2 separate regions of the Homo sapiens genome follow, and region 1 is linked to region 2. Evidence: chromatin contacts called from ENCODE Hi-C or POLR2A ChIA-PET data. All regions are on one chromosome and are shown on one strand. The core of a region is the stretch at or near the end of the contact, and the rest is flanking DNA. Distances in the headings are between cores, read along the strand shown.

Region 1 (2,948 bases), core at 347-2,846, 50 kb after region 2:
CTTTGTGCTGGATTGAATACTTACTTCCTTTCTGGACATCTGGAGTGTAATTAAGCTCACTGCCCTCATGCTATTATTTGAAAAATCCAGGAAACAAATGGTTGAATCCTAGTTAGCCAATAAATACGTGGCTTTGTAGTATTAGTCTCTTGGGCTTCAGTTTTATCACCAAGAATAATAATGCAGCCTGATCTGGATGAGCTGTTGTGAGGGTTCTTGTGTCAACATTCTGTAATCAGCACAAAGCAATAACAAGTATTTTGCCATTATAGGTGCTCTAGTGACAAGTGTGACAGCTCATTGATTTCCAGATGACTACCAGATCAAATGGTGATGCAGAGGATGACCACATAATAGTGCCTATTACCTGACTGGCATTTCTGTATACTATCTTATTTAATCCTGTGAAATAGATATGATTATCTTCTAAACTAAGACTTAGGAGTAGCTTGCCCAAGGTCACACAACAAGTAAATTGTGACCCTGGATTTAAATCTGTCTGTCTCCAGAATTCATTTTGTGTCTTTTGTTTGTATGATCATTATTGTTGTTTTGGTTAAGAAAATTCCTTTTTTGCTTGTTCTCCCCCTAAATTATACACACAGTGCAGGATAAATGTCTAAAAATAAATCATCAATCCACAATAATTTATGATGGGACATTGGAAAAGATGCTATTTATTTTTCTTTTGTAGCCACCTCAGAGGAAGGTGGGCTATTTAAAGTAGAGAATGCATAACTGATACTTTACCCTGAATCAGCTCTAGAGATCTGCCGTACAATATTGTACCTATAGTTATCAATACTGTATTGTGCACTTAAAAATGTATTAAGAGGGAAGATTTCACGTTAAGTGTACTTACCACAATAAAAAAAATATGATTTAGAAGGCTAGACCATATTCAAATCAAGTTGACATTATCGTGACATAATATAACTAGTATGTCTTCAATTACACCAAGATCGTATGTCAGAAAAATCTGTGTGATAATGTTATGTGTATTGAAGTTAAATGTTGACTAACAAATAATTAGTTATATATTACTAAATATATTTTATATTCTTTCAAGTGCTTTTAGATGAAATATATTTTACGGAAACTATGCAGAATATGCAAACGATGGAATATAAAGGATTACTCTAAGGTTTTTTTTTTTTGTAGTTAAACCATGAACAACAACAAAACAGTAGAAAGTGCATATAAGAAAAAAAGCTTTTTAAAAAATAAAGCCCTAGAGATGCAATAATTATGAAATAAACTGGGTGGGTCATATTTTGGGCTTCTGACTATGAGGCTTAACTAATCACAGTAAATCTTGCAACGTTCCCAGGAGAACTGCAATGAGTTAGATCTCAGCTGTCCAACACTGGGCTGTACGCCTCATGAGTCTCACATGCACCATTCATATGTAAAATTGCGAAAACTCTAAATTCAGCCAAATTCTTCTACTCTCCAAAAGGACTTGGGTGCAGTTCAGTCCATATTTTCAGTGACTTTTCATTTATCTTAACAGCTTCTCTCAGTTCTGGTTAATTCCTTCCTCAGGCTTGCCAGAGTCAAGTACTTCCGAGAGTCTGGCAAGTCCCATCTGTGATGAGTCACCTGCAGCGGAGAGTCTGCAGGAAGATCAGACGGGGCTGCTCACAGGCGAGAAGACTCAGTACCCAGAAAAAGTGTCTGAATGCCTCTCTGATTCTCTCCCACACTGTGTTACTTTTCCCATTTTCTTCCACCTTACTGACTTTCAGACAATAGAGTGTTTGCGTATTTTTCTTTTTTACAGTGCTTAAAACTTAAACGAGAACCATCCTGGAATGGCTATTTAAATAAGCAGGCAAACTGACCTGTGTTATCACAACCAAAGAGCCCTCTGAACATCTTCATTTTCTTTTGGATCCCCCATGTACCTCTACCATAAAGTTTGTCCCACCTTAGATATGAGAAAAACAATAATATAATTAAAATGTTTAAGAGAACCTAGCTGAAAGTGGTCGATTTTCATGGTGCTGTTGTTGACAGGGCCGAAGATGGTGATCACAGAGATTTTCCTGGTAGCCATCTTGCAGAAACTTTCCAGATATTCATCACGTTGTTGCACATACATATTGTTCTCAGCCTTGGGAGCAGTGATCAGCTGGAGGTGGGTGAAGACAAACAAATACTCATTTATAGTGATAGTTTCACACTGAAGCAAAACCCAAAGAGATGATTTGGAAGAGAGGGCTGGTAGTGACTGCATCTAAGCTACAAATGTTCTGCTGAACAGTTAGCATAATTAGGACCAAAAAGGGCCATTTGAAAAGGCCTCTTTTTGTCTCCAAGACAGCTTGGAGTTTTCTACTCACTTCCATTATTTACCTCCATTACTAGCCTCCACATGTCTCACTTTTCTTATTTGTGAACTCTGCAAAGGAATATTTATTTTGCAAGGCTGCTGTGAACATTACATGAATACTTGGCATGCAATAATTGTTCAATAAATGTTATTTTCCTTCCCTAATTTTGATCTTCATTATTCTCACTGGCTGATTAGATATTGGTTAATACAGTGGTTACTACTATTATTCACATTTCACAGGGTTAAGAGAGTTTCATAGCCAGGCCCTGGGCACTACGAAACATTCTGTGATTTAGAACTCTTATTAGAAAACCTTGCAGAAAGGTTTTATGATGACTTTTAGGCCTACGTTTTGTCACATAGAATATATTCACTGTCACATTCAGCCTGCACAGAGTTGGTGGTGTTTGTCTTTTGATATTGCAGTTTTCCAACAGGATGTTTTTTACTCTAAGTTTAGCCCTCTCTTTGGTTCAGACCTGGTATTTTTCACCTAGCCCTCTGTCTTTCATCCTCATCCTATGACCCCTGTCTTCTGGGGGAAAAAAAAAAGAGGAAAGACAAAGCAATCAAAAGAAATACTTTAGTCACCAGAAATCTGAGAAAATGT
Region 2 (2,901 bases), core at 198-2,697:
CTTTCCATTTAATTGTCTTCATACCCTGCACTAGTTTACTACCACCAAATATAGAAGTGCTCTTATCTGACACAATTTGAACCTATTGGTTAGTTGCTAGGAAAACTTATAGTGATGAATCATATACATAAGTATATATAGAAAATATCTAAACAATTTATTTTAACTTAGAATATGTAAATATACATGTATTCATCATTCTTCTAATGTTGAACTAAAGCCCCCCCTTTGAGTATGTTACTGATTGAAGTTCCTTAGCTCACCTATATGTTATTAGAAAACAGCTTTTTATCTTCTGAATGATTTACCTTCACTTAGTCTTCCCAAAGTGTTCAACTTAGTTTTCATAAAAACAGCTTCTTGTCTTTTACTCATAGTTTATCATTTATGTAATCTTTATGTAGTGACAACAGTGAGGTCACCTGGCAAAAACATGTTTAGGAACAGAGATTCTGTGGGCAAACAATTCACTTGGGAGGAGAGGCCCTCAGGAAGAGTAGCCTTCTAGCCACAGGCATTCGGCTCTGAGCATCCATTACTATGTTTTACCGAGGCAGTGGAGAGATGAGTGAAGTGAGCTTCCACTGTTTTGTATCAGTTAAACTGAAGAACAAATTGGGCCTAGCAGACTCAGTTGTCATTTCAGATTGTCAGCTGACTTTACAGGGTAATTTATTAAGCTTTATTTTCTTTCCTAAAAATCTACCATTTTTAATTTTTAGCTTAATCCTTAATAAATTTTACGTTCCTTAGAGCATTACCTTGAATGAGTAATTGTTTACAGAAGGTGTTGTTTAGCTTAAGGATTTCTTTCTTTTTTCTTAATATTAGTGAAAAATGTATAGCTCTAGAAAACTTTTAAAGGAACTATAGATTATATCATTGCCTCACTTATATGCGATTTGCAATAATTAATTATGGAATTTTTTTTGTAAAATGGACACCCATTTTTTATCTCTGTGGTCATTCTATTTGTTTTCTGCTACTTAATGTGTATCAGCTGCACCTTCAGAAATTTAAGTGGTTAGTTCACAGTTTCTCACCTGATGGCATAAGGCTGCGCTAACGCCATCAGTAAGTTCTAGATCAGGCTATTTGAAAATTACATACATATGAGAAAGCATATAATAGTGTGCACAGGTATGCTGCTATCTAGGCTAGTCTGTGCATTTAGCAGTTTCAGAGCATGAAGCTTTATATGCACACAACTTCCTATATGTGCATCCTGGAAACTTAGAATTATACTTAGGAGGTGTGATGATGCAGAAGGAAGACATACAAAACCATGGATCCGATCCCTTCTTTAGTGTTTAAGTACATGACCTTAGGGAAATCTGTTAGGTTAACTGTTTCCTCCCTTAGAGCGGAAATGCCTAAGTGTATGGTAGGTGCTCAATAAATGCTCCAATGATATAAAAATTCTCACTTCTGGTTCCCACCTATTGCTTTACACTTCTGCATTTTTTATGTTCCTCTTTTTTTCTCGGTGTTCCCCTTCTTTGCCTAACTAACTGATCTTCAAACATCAAGATTTTGTTCCCCCAAGAGGCCTCCTGACAACGCCAATGAAAGTGAGATATTCCTCTTTGTCAACATTGTACATTCTTGTTGCCTTTGCATAGAGACTCTTCCCTCTGCCTGGATATATCACCACCTCCTTTTTCACATGATAAACTTCAATTAATTTTTCATCTTCTAGCTCAAGTGTCATTTCCTCTTTGAAGCAATACCTGACTATTTACAGATTGTAGTGTTCCTCAGTTTACTCCACTTGTCCCATTAATCACTTTTCACACATACTGAAATCATTTAGTTTCATTGTTTTCTCACTGTTAAAGCATAAATTCCTTGAACATGGAGATAAGTCATCTTTATCGCCCCAGGTTGCCTGGCACGTAGTAGCTGCTTATTAAACATCTGTTGAATAGAATGAATCAGCAAAATGGAATAATAATAGTACATGTCCTTTATTTCTCACAAGTTTGTTGCTAAGGAAAATAAACAAAGGATTGTTAGGACTTTGTAAACTGAAATACTGCCCAAAATAACATTTTTCTTTGGCTTGTCAGCCAGCAGTTTGCTGTTTAATGCTCTACGATTAGGACATGGATCTAGAGCTAACCTTCTCCTTTAAATCTTTTTTGGGTTATGGACACCTTTAAAGATTTGACAAAGCTTTGCAGGATCTCCTGCATAGGGGGAAATTCATCTGTACACAACATTTCTGAAGCTCATCTACATTCTTTCTGGTTCTGGGAAACCAGGTTGAGAATCTCTGCTGTAACTTTATAGTACAATAAAAGTTACTGTGCCAGAGGTCCAGGATACCTCTAGAGGTAGAAAGGAGGCCATGTTAAACTTGTAGGTTAAAAGGAAACCTACACAGAAGGGAAATGACTTGAGCAGCCTTAGGGGATAGGTGTTATAAAAATGAATTAAAACATTAAATTTGAGAGACAGGCACCAACAGTTTTTCTCTGAACTTGAGTGGTAGGAAATGCTAGCAAAAACTGGGTCCAGTTTATTCAACCAAATACTCAAGTGTCTGAGTTTTCAGTAGAAACTATTGATATGGGGGGAAAACAGTAGTAAAATCTTTTTTTTCATCTTTGAACAGGAGGCGTCTAAACTGGATCCAGTGGGCTTCCCTCCTGACTTTATTTTTGTCTATTGTGGCCTTGACTGCCGGGACTAAAACTTTACAGCACAACTTGGCAGGACGTGGATTTCATCACGATGCCTTTTTCAGCCCTTCCAATTCCTGCCTTCTTTTCAGAAGTGAGTGTCCCAGAAAAGACAATTGTACAGCAAAGGAATGGACTTTTCCTGAAGCTAAATGGAACACCACAGCCAGAGTTTTCAGTCACATCCGTCTTGGCATGGGCCATGTTCTTATTATAG

Evidence for each region. A loop is a pair of places that touch in the nucleus more often than their neighbours do. ChIA-PET counts read pairs that join two places held with the same protein, here RNA polymerase II (POLR2A). Pooled maps may share reads with other maps.
Region 1: a loop to region 2 is called in a map of esophagus muscularis mucosa, with 2.9 times the contacts of the local background. The contact joins two enhancer-like sites. A Hi-C loop is called at or near these places in 11 of 168 maps with a recorded cell type or tissue (A673, Caco-2, PC-3 and 8 more), 3 of 37 single-sample maps with no recorded cell type and 14 of 50 pooled maps. POLR2A ChIA-PET finds 5 or more read pairs at or near these places in 5 of 52 experiments (AG04450, T-cell, activated T-cell and 2 more).

What each region holds. Positions count from the first base shown.
Region 1 is chr3:112,628,136-112,631,083 of GRCh38, forward strand. CCDC80 (coiled-coil domain containing 80) reads right to left here. Exons shown (of 8, transcript NM_199511.3): 3 at 1,978-2,134. Among named protein-coding and RNA genes, the nearest start is that of CCDC80, 12 kb to the right of the region's middle. Within about 2 kb of position 1,597, at least 5 of the 41 ENCODE cell types and tissues checked have a DNase peak (open chromatin) inside an H3K27ac peak, as active enhancers do.
Region 2 is chr3:112,577,929-112,580,829 of GRCh38, forward strand. It overlaps SLC35A5 (solute carrier family 35 member A5), which reads left to right. Exons shown (of 7, transcript NM_017945.5): 6 at 2,618-2,901. Among named protein-coding and RNA genes, the nearest start is that of SLC35A5, 17 kb to the left of the region's middle. Within about 2 kb of position 1,448, at least 2 of the 41 ENCODE cell types and tissues checked have a DNase peak (open chromatin) inside an H3K27ac peak, as active enhancers do.